Regions from separate parts of the Homo sapiens genome. Here regions 1, 2 and 4 are each linked to region 3. The links are chromatin contacts, found by Hi-C in ENCODE. All regions are on one chromosome and are shown on one strand. Each heading gives the region's core, a stretch centred on a gene start or an enhancer-like site at or near the end of the contact. The rest is flanking DNA. Distances are from core to core; before and after follow the strand shown.

The links. A loop is a pair of places that touch in the nucleus more often than their neighbours do. Pooled maps may share reads with other maps.
Region 1: a loop to region 3 is called in a map of CD4-positive, alpha-beta T cell, with 6 times the contacts of the local background. The contact joins the promoter of MTURN here to the promoter of AVL9 in region 3. A Hi-C loop is called at or near these places in 2 of 168 maps with a recorded cell type or tissue (CD4-positive, alpha-beta T cell and naive thymus-derived CD4-positive, alpha-beta T cell) and 12 of 50 pooled maps.
Region 2: a loop to region 3 is called in a pooled map, with 6 times the contacts of the local background. The contact joins the promoter of NPSR1-AS1 here to the promoter of AVL9 in region 3. A Hi-C loop is called at or near these places in 3 of 37 single-sample maps with no recorded cell type and 4 of 50 pooled maps.
Region 4: a loop to region 3 is called in a map of CD8-positive, alpha-beta T cell, with 19 times the contacts of the local background. The contact joins the promoter of FKBP14 here to the promoter of AVL9 in region 3. A Hi-C loop is called at or near these places in 5 of 168 maps with a recorded cell type or tissue (CD4-positive, alpha-beta T cell, CD8-positive, alpha-beta T cell and naive thymus-derived CD4-positive, alpha-beta T cell), 8 of 37 single-sample maps with no recorded cell type and 14 of 50 pooled maps.

Annotation. Positions count from the first base shown.
Region 1 is chr7:30,132,874-30,137,600 of GRCh38, reverse strand. MTURN (maturin, neural progenitor differentiation regulator homolog) reads right to left here and starts at 2,615. Exons shown (of 3, transcript NM_152793.3): 1 at 2,303-2,615. The coding sequence starts at 2,464. LOC105375216 (a long non-coding RNA gene) reads left to right here and starts at 2,887. Exons shown (of 3, transcript XR_927146.3): 1 at 2,887-2,997; 2 at 4,146-4,284. RefSeq lists silencers at 1,488-1,667, 1,988-2,127, 2,320-2,697, 2,468-2,717.
Region 2 is chr7:34,756,603-34,760,865 of GRCh38, reverse strand. NPSR1-AS1 (NPSR1 antisense RNA 1) reads left to right here and starts at 2,594. Exons shown (of 4, transcript NR_033665.1): 1 at 2,594-2,792. All of the region lies in intron 2 of NPSR1 (neuropeptide S receptor 1), which reads right to left.
Region 3 is chr7:32,493,042-32,497,243 of GRCh38, reverse strand. AVL9 (AVL9 cell migration associated) reads right to left here and starts at 1,755. Exons shown (of 16, transcript NM_015060.3): 1 at 1,442-1,755. The coding sequence starts at 1,534. It also overlaps a transcript of LSM5 not described here. RefSeq lists enhancers at 361-1,159, 1,160-1,958, 2,032-2,241 and a silencer at 1,292-1,941.
Region 4 is chr7:30,023,952-30,028,147 of GRCh38, reverse strand. It overlaps FKBP14 (FKBP prolyl isomerase 14), which reads left to right and starts at 1,446. Exons shown (of 4, transcript NM_017946.4): 1 at 1,446-1,836. The coding sequence starts at 1,640. FKBP14-AS1 (FKBP14 antisense RNA 1) reads right to left here. Exons shown (of 3, transcript NR_187577.1): 3 at 907-2,761. RefSeq lists an enhancer at 1,041-1,190.

The DNA.
Region 1 (4,727 bases), core at 1,366-3,865, 2.4 Mb after region 3:
TCTACCCAAGGAATCATCTGCCCACCCCCATCCTCTATCTTTCTATCTATTCTATTTAAATTGTCAGTTTACATGACACTTTCAAGCATTTTTCTCATGCAGATGGGAAAATATTTAAAATCTGGGTGGCCTCAAGAGAAAGGCCTGATACAAATAATATAATACTTCTTACTTCTGAACGATGGTTGGATACACATATTCATGGCAAGAGAACAGCCTTTTGTCTTCCTGGCCCACTTACTGTCTTTGGAGTCATTTCTTTGGGTATGGCCTGGGCGGTCCCAGCAGGAAGGCTGTGTGGGCTTCTCCCCAGTGAAATCCAGAACCATGAGCCATTCTTGCCCTGTTTCACACGGTCAGGAGGGAGAAAGGGCGCTGGCAGATGAAGGAAGCCCAGAGCTGGAAGGGACCCTAGCCAAACCCTAACATTTTACAGTCAGCTGGATTCTGGTGCCCTTTCCACTGTATCCTGGGGGCTTTCTCACACTTTTGCAATGGAGTGAATCCCTTTTTAATGATCTCCCACTCCTTCCAAAAAGAACACTTATTTACTTACTTTACCTACAGTTAAGATGGGCTTACAGGCATTAATATTATTGTTCAGTTGGCTCTTCTGGAGGTATTCTGATTAGCCCCATTTTACAGGTGGGAAAACCAAGGCTCTTTAAAAAATGAGACAAGCTCTAAATTCTGGGAAACCCCAGGTCTCTAACCCCAAATTTGTGGGGCTCTTGCTGTGTGTTAGGGACTATTCGGTGCGTTACCTATATGAACGCCTGGGTGCTGGCATTATTATACCTATTTTTTTGGATGTGGAAACTGAGCTCAGGGTGGGTATTTGAGCACAGTCACAGAGCCAGAACTCAAATCTGGCTGTCACACAAGGCCATCCCTCTTCTGGAGTGCCACTTGTGGAATGCCCAGGTGGATCCCTGCCCTCCTCAGGGGGTGCGTGTGGGCGGAGGGAATGCTTTATCGGCCAGGCATACATAAGCCTTCACCTCTCCAGGACCAAGAAAGGCGGTCTTGCAGTCTCCCTAACTCCTTCGCGAACTTCCCGTAGGTGGTCAGGGCGCTCGGCGGCAGGACCACGGCCCAGCTTTGTCTCCCCCACCTGAGGAGCGTGCACCAGGCCGCGCCCCGCACCACCCCACCTCCGCCCACAAGGCCCGCGACCACACGGTCACCCGCGCCCACGGCCGCCTCCATCTTACATTTGGGGATCATTATTTATTCCCCGACCTTGGAAACACTTCATGAGCACCGTGCTCGCCCTACTCCACCCCTCCCACCCCGACTCCCCTGCCCTCCGCATCCCCTTCCTCAACTGCCAGAGTCGGGATCCCAGGTGGGTGCAGGATTCAAAGTGGAAGGTTTGGACACCGCAGTCCCAGTTCCCGGTCCCTCTGAGCCGGGGCTGAGGGGATTCCCCGTCATCTGGAAAAGCCAACGGGCTTCAGCAGGGCCAGGGCACCGCCTCGGCTGGAGAGAACCCGCCCGGGCCACACACACCTCTCGGGCAGCTCAGAGAGGCAGCGAGGGCAGCGCGGGGGCAGGGGGAGAGGCGTGCCGCGTGTGCGCGTGAGTGTGCGCGTGTGAGGGTGAGGGTGTGAGCATGTGTGTGTGTGTGTTGGGGTGTATGCGCAGGCGCGCGTGCGTATTAAGATCCGGGGTGTAATTCCGCAAAGAAGGTCCAGGAGATCGGGCATCGCTAGTATGGACAGAGCTTTGTGTCCAAACAGGCAGTGCAAGGACTAACCCGCGAGGGCGGGGAGTGGGGTTCTCCCGGGAGGGGCAATGCGAGGAGCCGAGGCTGGGCACCGGAGGGGAGCGGGATTCCTATCCCGGACGGGACGCCTGGATGTGGGAAGCTCCGGACCTGGGCTCCTGCCGGAGGGTCCGTGCGCCCCAGACCCGGCTGGTCCGACGCGGGTGACACCCACACCCCAGGGATGCTCCATGCCAGGCACCGCGCACGGGCCGCGAGGTCGGGTTCCCGAAACGGCGCCCGCAGCAGCGGGGAGAGGAGTGGCCTTTAGGGGGACGCCACACCTCCCGCCCCGACCCGGCTCCCCGGATCCTCCGGGCGCCTTGCCCGCCGCCCACCGGGCCCCACCCGGGCAGCGGAGCCCGCACCGCCCGGCCCGGGGCTTCCCCGGCGGAGCACGCGGGGCGCGGGGCGCGGGTTACGGCCCCCCACTCTGCGCCCACCGCCGCCCACCGCGCGGGAGCTCGGGCGCAGGGACGCACCGCCGCGTCCACACTCCCGCCGGCTCCGGCGGTCCCTCCTCCAGGCACTCACAAAATTGTCGCCGCAGCCGTTGTCCGGACACAGCACATAGAAGGAGACGCCGGGGTCGGCGTAGAAATCCATCCTGCGTTCGGTCTCCTCGGTGGCGATGAGCTCGAAGGGCGTGTTGGAGCACCATTTCTCCGCAACGTCGGCCAGCTGCTGGAAATCCATCGCGGCCCCGCGCCCGCCTCCCGCCGCCGCCCGCCCTCCCGCTCCTAGGCGCCCTCCTCCCGGGCGGGCAGCGCGGCGCTCGGCTCGGCCTGCGCGGGCTCCTCCGGGGCCGGGCTGGGCCGGCTGGGACTGTTTACATGCGGTGCGGAGTGGGGCGGGCGGCGGCCGGGGACAGCGCGGCGCCGCGCCCGCGGCTCCTCCTCCGCCCCGCCTCCCCCCGCCCCCTTGCGGGCCGCCGTGGGGGTTGGCGCGGCCGGGCCGGGACGCGGGGCGGCGGGAGGAGCGGCCGGCACCCCCGCGGGCGCCCGGATTTTCCTGGGCGCTCCCGCCCCCCCTTTATTTTTAAACAAACCCGGAGCATCCCGGGGCCCTGGCCATCGCGGTGCCGCCCCGGGCCGTGACGTCATGGGCCCCAGCCAATCACCGGAGCCTGAGACCGCGCCGCGGCTTGCGAGCCCGGTGACGTCACAGCGCGAGCCTGGAATCCGCAGCTCCGCGGGTTACCTGGAAGCGGTGCGAGCGCCCAATACCTGGTTAGCGTTTCTGTGGAGTTAGAAAGCCCAGGAAGCGTTTGCCCAAATGCGATTTAAATGCAAGGGAGGCCATAGAACTGCAGATAACTTGGACCTTGTCTGGGGCTAGCAGTGGAGGAGCTGAGAAAATCTAAGGAAAAGGGAGCTTTTCTTTTTGCAGAAACCAAAGTTCTGTTCTCCGATTGATTTAAGGGAATGTGTCTTCTTAATGCATTTATCAGACACTAATATGAATGTTCACTTGCAAAGGGCGTGTGTGATTTTTTATTTGCGTTACGTAAAGCTGAATATTTCTTAGAAATGAGCCTCATAAGACTGGCTTCAGTATTATTCAGCTTGAATTCACATTGCATAACCTAAAAAGGTCAAGAGGATAAAGCACATTTTAAAACAAGAGTGTGTGGCCCAACGATTGCACCTGTTGAGTGCTCACTGGCTGCCATATACTGGACAGGCATTACTGGATTGCAGAAAATGCACTAGGGTCCTCGCCCTCAGGACTTGAACACTACAAACACAGACACGTTATAAACATTCAGCCAGCTTTTTTCTGTAAAGTGTGTCTTCTGAACCAGGCACTGTGCACGAATTTACATTCCCACCAACACGTATATATGTTTCCTTTTCTCTGCACCCTCACCAACATCTGCTGTTTTTTGACTTTTTAATCATAGCCATTTTGACTGGTGTGAGATTGTATCTCATTGTGGTTTTAATGTGCATTTCTCTGATAATTAGTGGATGTTGAGCATTTTTTCATATGTTCGTTGGCCACTTGTATGTCTTTTTTGAGAAATATCTGTTCATGTCCTTTGCCCACTTTTTAATGGGTTTTTTTTTTTTCTTGTTGAGTTGTTTGAGTTCCTTGTAGATTCTGGATATTAGTCCTTTGTCAGATGCGTAGTTTGCAAATATTTTCTCTCATTCTGTAGGTTGTCTATTTACTCTGTTGATTGTTTCTTTTACTGTGCAGAAGCTTTTTAGTTTAATTAAGGCCCATTTGTCTATTCTTGTTTTTGTTGCACTTCCTTTGGGGTTTTAGTCATAAATTATTTGCCTAGGCCAATGTTGCAAGGAACTGAATTCTGCCAACAACCCGAATGAGCTTGAAAAGCAGATTTTTTTCTCAAACTTGTTGTCTTTTCCAGACAAGAACTGAGCCTGACTATTACCATGATTGCAGCCTTCGCAGAACCTGAGCGAGAACCCAGTGATGCCATGGCTGTGCTGGGACTTCCGACTTTCAGAACTGTGGGCTATTAAATGGGTGTTGTTTTAAGCTGTTAGGTCTGTTTAAATTCTTCATGCAGCAGTAGAAAACTAATACACAGGACAATGAAGGAGACAGGCACATGAATATAAAAATGCAATATGCTGTTGTAAAGTTACAAAATGGTCCTTAAAAAAAAAAAGTATGGGTGTCTCCAGATAGCACAAGCTTCCTTGCAGTTTTACCTGGCACCACCATTTAAAGCATAATATGTGTTCCAAAAATGAATTCCTTAAATTGGAGATGAAAATATGAAAAATACATTCCTTTTTTCCTTTTTCGGGAAAGAAGGAGTTTTTTTTTTAATCCATGTGTTTTAAAATGTATCAGTCAAATTTGCTCCAAGTGATGTGATCAGAATTATGAAGTTATGTTTATTTAACAAATAGTTTTTGTCAGAAAATGAAAAACTCTTATGAAAAATAAAATTTTGGGTACAAAGCAATTGGTCAATGAAATG
Region 2 (4,263 bases), core at 1,345-3,844, 2.3 Mb before region 3:
ATTCTTTGTAGAGATGTTATTGAGGACATTTTAGTGCTGTTTCATCAAAGTACTGAATATAAAGCTCCGTAGTATCAGTTTTCTTGATCAAGAAACATCTTGCTGTGCATTTCCCTCAAGATTACAACAAATTATATTTAGTCAGTTTTGCCCTTAGTTTTAGCCACTAACTAGGAAGCACAAAATAAAATATGATGGGTTGCAGTAACTTTGCAGTAACTCTAAGCTTAAATTTGACTTTTTTCCTCTGCAGTTATGATTTGATATTTTCCATGCCCTTTCTATTTCATTTCTTATTTTTCATTGTGTTGGGTATGTTCTTACATGCATGGGCAGTACACAGCATGGCTACTGGAGCCCGACTGTGGGATTTTGAATGTTGGCTCTGCTACATGACAGCTGTGCTATCTTGGGCTTGCTACTGACCACACGGAATCCAGGGCTCTTTGTAAAATTGTAATAAGAATGCCTGATTTATAGGGCTACTGTGAAGGTTAAATGAGATAGTTTATGTAAAATGTTTAGTAAAATGCTTGCCCTATAAAACCTGGGTAGCTGTTGTTGGTGCTGATGCAATGAATAGGGCCAATAACTAGACAGAGAGCTGCAAGAACTGGGGATGAGATGGTGTGTCTTAACATAAGTCCTAGACTCCTTGCCAACTTGCTAGAATAATGTTTTCTGCAAAAATTGACACATAAGAAGTAGAGGCTTTCTTTAAACTAGATCTAAAATGAAGACTGGCTATTTTATTTGCTATAATGCATGCCAGCTAATCCAATATATTTGATTAACACACTTGATCAGTCTAATATATTAGATTCTCACTATGGAAACAGTGGTGATTAAATTAACTGATGGCGGATAAGGTGAAAAGAACTAAGCCAATCCTTGAGAGACTAGAACACAAGATAGATTAGTTCAGGGATTGGGCCACTATTTATTAACAGGATTGCTACTTATGGGGCAATTCTGTGTTAGGATAGATGGTCCTGTGCAGGAAATTTGGCATGCCTGGGCTGTGCTTACTAAATGCCAGAAGTAACCCCTGCTGCCCCAGTCTTTGTGATAACTCCAAATATCCCACCATTTCCAAATGCCCCAGGACTGCTTCCTGTGAAGAACTATTGAGGTGTGGAAGGACATCTAGTGGTAGATTGGGAATATGACCCAGCATTTCTAGGTCAGTTTCAGTTTATACCCGCCATGATTATGCCTGTGGCCCTTTCTCTTAAATATGCCATGGTTTTACTTGGCTCATTGGAGATGGCTGATTCCTGGCCTGGGGCTGGGAAAAGGACAAGATAAGCCTGGAACATCATGTTGTGCTGGCAAGTGAGGACATGCCCAAAAATGCTGAGAAACATGTCAACAGAAACACGCACCAAATTGTAGGGCTCTTGCTGACCCCAGTCAGCAATCTAGGCATAAAAAGAAATAACTATGGCAACAAATTATAACCCACAGAATAAAAGAAGAACCTATGATGTAAATTTAAAAATGGGAGAGAAGGGAAATTTCTTCCTTAAAGTAGAGAGACTGCTAATAAGTATAGAAGAAATAATGAAATTAGAAAATCATCATTTGGAAACCTTTATAGCATTGATTCAGACAGGAATCTACACTGTATGGTAAGTGCTGTGAGTGAAAGTTTAAGGAGTATCAGGATGGCTATGTACTCTTAAAATACTTGTCAGTTGCAAAAGGAAAAATAGTATCTTTACAGTGGAGAAATCTGACAATAACATCACTAGTAATGGGACAAATTGATATACTGTGTCTGCTGATACTATATACTAAGAGGAACATAGCATCATTCCTGGTGTATAACTCTCAAAAGCACATAACCTTAATCTATTCAGAAGGAAACATCACACAAACCCAAAGTGAGAGAAACTCCACAAAATATCTAACCTATGCTATTTAAAAATGTTGATGTCATAAGATACAAAGAAAGACCAAGGAACTGTTCTAAGTTAAAGAACACTAAACGTACATGGCAACTGAATACAATACATGATTCGGGGTTTTTTGTGCTAAAAAGGATGTTCTTGGGATAATTGGTGACATTTAAAGCAGGTTTGCTGATTACCTGGGACATTTTTAGATGGATGGATAGGTAGATAGGTAGGTATTATAGATAGACTGATAGAGGAAATGATAAAGCAAATATGAAAAATATTAACATTTCAGGAATATGTGTACAGGGTACATGGGGGTATTTGTACTACTCTTGAAGATTTTCTGTAAACCTGAAATTATGTCAAAACAAGAAGCTAAAAATGAAAAATGTCCTGGTTGGGAAGACACATATGGTTGCTCAACCCATAGGGGAAGAGCTGGCAGAATATGATGGCTGTGACCTCTGCACGGTACTGAAGATATGGGCAACATGTTGAGCAAGGGCTGCTGTTATATTGAGAAGTGAGCTTTAGAATTGTTCAGCAAGTTTCTTCTTGTTCAGACCAGTATAGGCTTTCCTGGTAAGCTACTGTGCAATGTATTTGTTAATTATTAGCTCAGAGAGAGATTCAGCAAGTGGGCTTACATCTGTTCCCATGAAACACCATGAACTTCACACTCTCTGGGGAGGTCTAGGACTCAGAAATATAGATGTTAGTAAGAGCAAACAGACATAACAGATAACACATACAAAGTGCCTACCACATGCTAACCACTGCTGCAGGCACTTTCTATAGAAGAACTAATTTAATCATCACCATAACCCTATGGGGTAGATGATATTTTTACAACCTCCATTTTACAGATGAAGAAACTGAAGCATAGACCTGGTGAGTAACTCACCCAAGTATTAGTATGGAGGGGAGCTGGGATTGAAACACCAGTTATGGTCATTCCAGAGGATGAATGCTCTCTTCACCACTCTCCTCTTCTGCTTCCTGAGGGGCTCTGAGCAATGAAACTCTTCTTTCCAGATTGTGCTTATAAAGCAAACGAGGTGTCCAGGATTAGACCTCTAGAAGAGTCTGAGCTGTTGTACCCCATACTGGGGCAAAGTAAGTTGTTTGTGCTGAGTGGGGAGTGGAGCCAAAGCTCAGAGGAGGCATCGGAAGGTAGGAGCAGATATGCGGAGCAGACTAGCAGAACAGTCGCATGGCCAGAAGAAAGCTGGAGGGTTGGGCCGAGGTTGGGTCACTAGATAGCAGAGTGAGAGGAAGCAATGCCCAGCCTAGTGGGTGGCTGATCAAGGCAGAAACTGGGGGGTCAGTGTAAGAACAGGCTGGGCTTCAGAGCCAGAACTCATACACAAAATATTCTGGATTTATTCCTTGGGAAGGCTGTGTTCCAGTGTGTCTGATAAGGCCTTGGCCTCATCTTTCTGGTGGCACTCACCTTTCCCAAAAAGTAGCTAAGCCTAATCTTTGTCACTAAGGAAGTGGGGAACAAACACTGGCCGACACCTGCATCCCAGGCTGTGTGCTAGGTATTTAACATGTATTATCTTACTTAATGCAATGTTTTGAATAAGTGTACCTGAGCCAAACTGCCTACTGTGCACATATATATTAGGTTGGTGCGAAAGTAATTGCTGTTTTTGCTACTAAAAGTAATGGCAATTACTTTTGCACCAACCTAACAGAAGGAGTGACTATTCAAAGTGTGCACTCAACTTTCAGTTCAGTGAAATTTGGATTGTTTATTGGAGCTTGATGCAATTGTAATTAAATAGAATAATATAATTAGATAATTTTCACTGTAAGTGCAATACAAATATAGGTACTCAAAACACCACAGGTAGTAGAAAAAGCAGGCATGCTCTCATCGAACCAACATGGCAATTTTTGCGTACAACAGGAAGCATCAAACTCAATGAACTATGGAGGCCAGCTCAGGCACAATTATAGACATAATTTCTTAATCATCGTAACTATCTGAAGAAGGCAATCATATAATTTCAGCCTTTTGTGGTTATTGTAGGATTTAATTCAGTAAAGCATATAAAGCATGTGGCTCAGTGCCAGCCACAAGGGAGGCCCTGAATGCATGGCACCTGCTCTGCTCATTTTCTCAAGAGAGAAATGAAGCTTAGTGAATGTAAGTAATATGTCGAAAGCCACAGAAATAACAAATGGCAGAGAGAGGATTTGAATTCAGGTCGCTAGACTTTGTCCTCCATTTTTGTGCAGCTTTCAAACTAAGAATAACTTTTACATATTTTACTGGTTAGAAAATATTTTTTAAAAAAGAAATATATGCCCAGGCACATGAAAATTATATGAAATTCAAATATCTGTGCCATAA
Region 3 (4,202 bases), core at 506-3,005:
AGCTGGGATCACAGGCATGTGCCACCACGCGCAGCTAATTTTGTATTTTTAGTAGAGGCGGGGTTTCACCGTGTTGTCCAGGCTGGTTTCGAACTCCTCACCTCAGGTGATCCACCCGCCTCGGCCTCCCAAAGTGCTGGGATTGAGACAGGGTCTTGCTCTCTCACCCAGGCTGGAGTGCAGTGGTGGGATCAAGGGTCACTGTAGCCTCAGCCTCCTGGGCTCAAGCGATGTTCCCACCTTAGCCTACCGAGTAGCTGGGACTACAAGTGCGCTATCACATGCAACTAATTTTTTAATTTTTTTGTGGAGACAGTGTTTCCCTTTGTTATCTAAGCTGGTCTCAAACTCCTGGGCTCAAGTGAGCCTTTCATATCAGTCTCTAAAAGTGCTGGCATTCCAGGTGTGAGGATATATTTCAAAATTACGCACAAACACGATTTTTTCACTCCCATCACTTTTCTCTTATTCCCTAGAGAACTTAATTTTTGCCAATAAGTCTTCTAAAATGTTACATTTCCTGTGGAATGCAAGAAACTAAATGCTTCATTAGCTAGTGGTGGCAATTACTATTTTTAATACTTCAAAAAAGCATTTCAATTTACTGTTCACTAGCACATTATGACATCATTCCCTTCCAGTGTTTGCTTGCTCATTAAATAATCCTGTTTCTATTTTGTTCTCTTGCCTTCAATACATAGATTGCAAATATTCCATTTCAGATGCTGCATTAATGATTCAGTGAGGCTGCTGAAAAACGCCTTTATATTTGAACGGTTTGGTAATACACTTTCTCTTATTGCGGTTGATATGGAGAGATTAATCTCTCACCAAAAGGCAAAATCTGGAGAAGATGAAATAGCAAAACTAAGGACCAATGGGAAGGGGGAGGCAAAGTCAATCGACAACCGTACCTAACAGGAGAGATTCCAAGGCTTCCATCAGATAAACAAAGGAAGCTGATTTTTCTACGGAGGCTGCATGTGCTGCAAGCTACCTGAAGCATTAGTATGCAAGCCCACTGAGCCTATTACCTTGAAAGCAGAGTCCAAGCACTGAATTTTTCTAGACTCCCATTATAGGTGGACACCCAGAAAGCCAGTGGAGACAATGATGGACGGGGAAGAGAGTGGGGCCGGTCTTCGATGCTTTCCTCCCACTCCACCAAAGCAGAAGTTAAAAACCTACAACCTACACGTATCAACCAGCTCCTCCGCTGCTCAACCATTTTTCAGGGGCAGAAGGAAGAGGTTGTGGGGGCTGGGCTTCATGTGGGGCGGGTGGGAGGAGCTGCAAAAGGAGTCAGGTTGAGAGGCGAAGGGTCGCAGGCGCTGTGGGGAGGACTGCACGACGCGAGCTGAGCACACAGAAGCAGGGCAGGGGGGCCCCGGAAGGGGCGAACGCCCGAACGGCTGGGGGCGGGGGCGGGCCCTTTCCTCACCTGGCAGCCCTTCTTGTGGTGAAATCCGACCACCACGATGTGCAGTACGGGCCCCCGGGGGACGCCATCCCCGCCTCTCCTGGCCTTCTCCATGGGCGGCCGCCGCGGGCCCGCACGACGACTTCGACCGCCAAGGGCAGCGGGTCTGACGACCCCACCGTGTGCGGAAAGCCGCGGACTTCGGGTGTCAGCGAGCACAGCACATGAGGGCCGCACAGGGAGATCGGTGGAGGCAAAGCAGCTCCCGCCGCCCCCAGGGCCACGGCCGCCCTTCCCTCATCCGCTTCCGCAGCTTCCGGGCTGTCACCTGACACGGCGGCCGCCGCCGGCGAGGCAGGGCTGGGCAAGGCCGGGAGGGCCCTGACGGGGCGGGGTCTGAGAGGCCGAGGTGGAGCCTGGGGGAGCGGGGTGGGTCTAGGAGAGGAGAGATCGACTCTGTGGGGCGGGGAGGAGCGGGGGGAGGAGCGGGGGGAGGGCGGGTCCGGGTGGGACTTGACGAGGAGCGGCGGGGTGGGGCTTACGTGACCCGGGCGGCTGGGCTTGCAGAGCCTGTGGTGTCCGCGGGACCTGGAGGTGCGGCGTGGCACACCTGCTTTTTCCTCCCTGGATTCAATCTCAAAGCACTTCCTTCTCTTTTGCCTTCTCTTTTTCCTCAAAGTTTTCCCACTTCCCTCTTCTCTTCTGTTTTCCTTGCTTTTTCACATCTTTTCGGTTCACTCTCCGAGTGTCCGATTCCTTCACCTCCTTGCCTTTGCCTCTGTGGCCCCCGTCCTTATTCTTAAATATGTAGTAACATGGAGCATACTGGTGAGGTTGCGTATCTGTGTATTCAGCCTTTAAATTACTTGCTTACTCGAGAATTCTTGTTTGTTTCTTTCTAGAGTTTTTTTTTCTTCGTTTAAATATTATGTGTAGGAATCTGAGACGCATTTAAAACCTGAAACAGAATATCCTTGACAACAAAGGAAGTTTACTTGGATACGTGTAAAATGATTATTCTAGTCCTGCGATTTTATAAGAATATTCTTTTCATTCCATCTCATTTTGGGTGTAGTACTCTGGTCAATACAAAATATATGGGCTCTGTTGTCACCAGGGTTTTTTAATTCCTTTACTGATTGTACTACAATTCTTTTTTAAGCAGTGAATCTCATGTCAATTTAAAGTGCATTATAGAAAAGATTTAACAAGTCTTATCTAGGACAGTTTTCAAATAACCTAAAGGATAGGTGTCTGCTTCAAATAGAATTCGAGATTACTACAGTAACTGTGATATTTTGCACTTCTGGTCTTGAAAAGTAAGGAGCTCTGTTCTAATCTAACCATAGCTGAGAAAAACAGTAGGCTTCCTAAATCAAATTTAGTTTCTGTGATTCAGTAGAACTGTTTTAATGCTAATACTGCAGACATTTTTCAAGATGCTGCTATACATTTCTTTTCTGTATTACAAAATTATTGGCATTGGCTAAGAAAACTGTGTAAAACTATATTGCTCCCTGTATGCAGAATATATTAACTGTTTTCTTAATATATTAACTGTTTTGAGCTGTCAGCTGTGTGATGTGTTAACTATTAATATTTTCTTGATATAACCTGTCTTGATATTTTCCACAATTGGCATGGCTAAAATTACTGTCTAATTGAACACCTTTTAAAGATGTATATAAGGGCCGGGTGTGGTGGCTCACGCCTGTAATCCCAGCACTTTGGGAGGCCAAGGCAGGCAGATCACCTGAGGTCAGGAGTTCTAGACCAGCCTGGCCAACATGGTAAAACCCCCTCTCTAGTACAAAATACAAAAATTAGACCTGTAATCCCAGCTACTCGGACGGCTGAGACAGGAGAATTGCTTGAATCCGGGAGGTGGAGGTTGCAGTGAGCCAAGATTGCACCATCGCACTTCAGCCTGGGGGACAAGAGCGAGATTTCCTCTAAAAAAAAAAAAGATATATATAAAAAGAGGGTCAGGCGTGGTGGCTCATGCTGGTAATCCCAGCACTTTGGGAGGCCGATGCGGGCAGATCACTTGAGGCCAAAAGTTGGAGACCAGCCTGGGCAACATGGTGAAACCCCATCTCTGCTAAAAATGCAAAAATTAGCCAGGCATGGTGGTGTGTGTAATCCCAGCTACTAGGGAGGCTGAGGCAAGAGAATCACCCTAACCCGGGAGGTGGAGGTTGCAGTGATCTGAGATGGTGTCACTGCACTGCTCTCCAGCCCAGATGACAGAATGAGACTCCATCTCAAAAAAATAAAGAAAGGGAGAGAGAGAGAAAGAAAAAGTTAGTTACTGGGAAAATTGAGACAGAAAGTGAACAAGGGAATTTCCAGGATTTTTTTCATCTCTAAATACACAGACTGGACCACTTAAGAATTTAGAATATAGGTGGGGCATGGCGGCTCACACCTGTAATCTCAGCACTTTGGGAGGCCAGGGTGGGTAGATCACTTGAGTCCAAGAGTTCGAGACCAACCTGAGCAATGTAATGAGACCTCATCTCTACAAAAAATAATAAAAAATAAATAGCCAGACTTGGTAGCACGCGCCTGTGGTACTGGCTTCTCAGGAGGCTGAGATGGGAGGATTGCTTGAGTCCGCGAGCACACCACTGTACTCCTGCCTGGGTAACAGAGTGAGGTCTTGTCTCTAAATTAATAAATAAAATATGATGGGGTGTTGCTATGTTGCCCAGGCTGGCCTCAAACTCTTGGGCTCAAGGGATCCTCCTGCCTCAGCCTCCTAAGTAGCTGGGGCTACAGT
Region 4 (4,196 bases), core at 197-2,696, 2.5 Mb after region 3:
GATACCTCCTGAGTTCTAGTCCCTATTCTTGTTCCAAAGCTGCCTAATTGATCTCACACACTTGAGGTAACCAATAACAGGGCGTAAAGAGATTATTGGAATTTCAGGGTAGAATACTATGAGGCCAGTGTAAACAGATGTTGTCCAGACTCTAAGGTCTCACTATGGAAGTGTTGATCTACTGACCCGGAGCACTGACATCACCTAAGAGCTTGTTAGAAATGCAGAATCTTGCACCCACCCCAGACCTCCAGATCAAAATCTGCATTTTAAACAAGATCTTCAGGGGGATTCCTATGCACATAGAGTGCGGATATGCACTGTGTTAAGGTTATTAGACCAGAAAAAATGTTAACTACAGATTAAGTGGAAAGAGGAGGTGAGAAAAGACTACAATACGATTTAAATCGCTTTAAGTATATGTCACAGAAGCATGCACCAAAATATTAAGAGGATTGTTTGCGGCTGGTGGTGGTATCGGCGAGCTTTCTTTTTCTTTAAAGTTGCCTGATTTAGTAAATAAAAATGCAAAACCATTATTCGTTATGTATCTGAAATTCCAACTTGATTCGACTCCCCAATATTATCTGGAAATCTTACTTTAGTGCTTTCCAATTTCTTCCAAAATGACTTCAATGAACATGCATTACTTTTGAACTTAGGCAAAAAATGTAAAACTAGAAAATGTAAACTACGATGAGGCTGTGTAATTCGTAACCATGATTACCATTTCTTCTTTAAAGCGGAAGTCTGCAAGTCGAAACTCATTATTTACCCTGTAAGGTAACTTAAGGGATAAATTATTAGCAGCCATAACATGACGTGGTGCTGTGGAATGAATCAGACCTGGTTTGAAGGCAGAGCTCATTTGCTTCGGGGCCAAACAACCTTAAGCAGGACAGTTAATATCTCCTGGTGTAAATTTACTTCTCTTTTAAATGGGAAAAAAGAACCTGCCTTACTGGGTGTAGTGAGGTTCATGCAACGGGAACGCGCTTTGTGAACCCTCAAGCAGTATGTCAGTCTTTACAGTTTATAAGCAATAGCAAAATCCTAGGATTGTGGCATCTTGGGGGGCCGCTCTCCAACGGCGAGAGTAAACGAGTCTTTCCTGGAACCCCGAAGATTTCATAGGGCCCCGGGACTCTTCCTACGTCTCTCAGCAGGGTTCTTCACAGAGATAAATCAGCCGGAGGAGTTTCCGGTTGGCTCTGCGCCCCGCCCCTCTCCCAAAATCCACGCTGGTTGAATGCTGAAATCCACCGGGCTCTAGGACCACAAGGGATGATCCGCCGCTTGGCAGCTGCCCGGCTCTACCGGGCTGTAAATTCCATCGTTGCAGCGTCATTGGCTTGAGAGCTGCCTGAAGGACAGCACCAATAGCCAATGGGAGGCTGCTATTCCCAGGCGGCCGCGTTATAAGAGCCAGTCAGGCCGGCATTTGGGCTTAACTCTTTAAAGGTAGGTTCGTGACCCTTGAGAAAAGAGTTGGTGGTAAATGTGCCACGTCTTCTAAGAAGGGGGAGTCCTGAACTTGTCTGAAGCCCTTGTCCGTAAGCCTTGAACTACGTTCTTAAATCTATGAAGTCGAGGGACCTTTCGCTGCTTTTGTAGGGACTTCTTTCCTTGCTTCAGCAACATGAGGCTTTTCTTGTGGAACGCGGTCTTGACTCTGTTCGTCACTTCTTTGATTGGGGCTTTGATCCCTGAACCAGAAGTGAAAATTGAAGTTCTCCAGAAGCCATTCATCTGCCATCGCAAGACCAAAGGAGGGGATTTGATGTTGGTCCACTATGAAGGCTACTTAGAAAAGGACGGCTCCTTATTTCACTCCACGTAAGTAATTATGCCCCGCAGGTAAAATAGTAATTAAGAATCCACTCACTTATGCCAGCTCTCCAGCAGGAAAGGTGGCCTGTACCTGGTTTTGCCTCTTTTACAAAACCGAAATATCTTATTTCCTTCTTTGGGAAAGGAAATTGTTTAAAGCCAGTTTTATATAGCGAGCGAGGCCTTTGAAGGTCTTGTTGGAAACATGTGGTCTGGAAAAGGCTGTTAATTTTTTTTATTATACAAATTAGAACTAGAATCTTTGAAATATTGCAGAAATATATCTGGGTGTATAATTGGCCAATAAGTAGAAAAAGCCCAAAAGAATTCTCATATCTCAAACTCCATTTCTTAAAGAAAATGACTTGATTCCATTTTTAATGTGGTGTAGGTGATGTTCACCTAAAACTTTTCACAGCGACTTCAAAAGCAAACTACACTATCACTTATTTGCCTGTTGAAGGATATACTAATGCCGTTTCACTGACCTACTTCTTTTGTTCTGACGAATGGTATTTTGGTCAAGGCACAGGACCATGATTTCAGTCATTTGCTTCTTTCTAGAGAGTCAGACTTCATTGATGAGGTGGGTGTGGTTTTGGAAGTCTAGGTGAAGGATTTTCAGGTGGTTACACTATCATTTCTGTTCTATAAACGAAGAAATTGGAACATGGAAATGGTTTACAGCCTAATGATTTTCAATTAGGCATCGGTTCCATTCATTCCATTATGACAGTATTTAGTGAGCATTTCCTTGATGTTAAGCCATGTTCTGGGTGCTAGGAAGATTCAGAAATTTTGGCTTCTAATCATCTTCATCTATTCATTAGTCTGTCCATCTATCAAACTCTTATTGAATGGTCACAAGTCAGGTCCTGGAGACGCAAAGATGGCTAGAAGCAGGTTCTTGTCCTCTAACAGTATACACCATCTACAGGTGGGAGAAAGACAAGTAAATAATGCAATGATATAGGGTACAGAATATTCAAAGTGCTAGCAAAGCGTAACTGGGCCTGAAGTAGTTAGGCTCCATGGGGTGGGGAAAGGGAAAGACTTCCCAGAGACCATAATTGAAATGAACCTTGGAAGATGGGTGGAGGTTTCCAGGGGGAAAGTAGGGAAGGATGTTGTAGGTAGAGGGAATAACATGAATTAAAACAGTAAATCTTCATAGCCCATCCTCCACCTGATTTTCTAATAAACTGCCTTTACTGGGCATTCAGACCTGGTCTGTCTTGAGGGTTGGGGAAATGAATGGGGCTCTTCTCTAAACTGTTAGCCCTGGGAAAAAGTTCCAGAAAAATGGCTTGCCTTAGAATTCTCAACAGCCCTTTCTTCTTGTCAACTAGGTGAGTGCCACGGTGGATATTAAATGATGTGATTTGCATTTTGAAAATTCAGTTATATTGTTATTTTTAGTCTGATCTCTTTTAGACTCAGCCTGACTTCTTTCAGATTTCTGAACCAAAAACCTGTGCTGACTTTGGTGGTAGCCATGGAATATTATTTAGCAGTTTGCTACTAAGTTCTAATACCTGATGAGGGGACTGTTATCATGCAGCCTCCATGTAAATGGTCAGAAGCTGCTAACTGTAAACTTCATGAAGAAATACCATCAAATTGGCTGGGCGTGGTGGCTCACGCCTGTAATCCCAGCACTTTGGGAGGCCGAGGCAGGCAGATCGCGAGGTCAGGAGTTTGAGACCATCCTGGCCAACATGGTGAAACCCCGTCTCTACTAAAAATACAAAAGTTATCTGGGCGTGGTGGGCACCTGTAATCCCAGCTACTCAGGAGGCTGAGGCAGGAGAATCGCTTGAACCCAGGAGGCGGAGGCTGCAGTGAGCCAAGATTGCGCCGCTGCACTCCAGCCTGGGCAACAGAGCGAGACTCCGCTCTGAAGAAAAAGAAATACCATCAAATGATCAGTTTGTAAGCACGTTTGCCATCTCTAGAACCATAGCCTATGGGATAAATTGCTTAGCCCTAAGAAGAACTGTGCTAAAATTGTAGTCAGTGATGAGTAGTAGAATGTTTCCTGCTTCTTTTTTCATTTCTAGCCTTCCCAAATTTTCTACAGTTGGCATTTTGTTACTTTGATCATTGGGCAAAATTACAGGAAAAAATGGCATTACCCAGATTTAGTAACCATGGTACTCATGAAGCGTAGTACAGTGACTTCTTTTTCTCACCTACAAGATATCCTTGAATAGAATATTTTCCTTATTGCACTGAAAGGGAGCTAGGTAGGGATCAGGCATTACTCAGCCCTTAAGCCTCCCTGTATGTAGTTCGGCAGGTTGGTTTTCCTAGGCTAGACTCTCTTCAACTCATGAGCCAGGACATTCTATTTCCCTCGTCCCCAG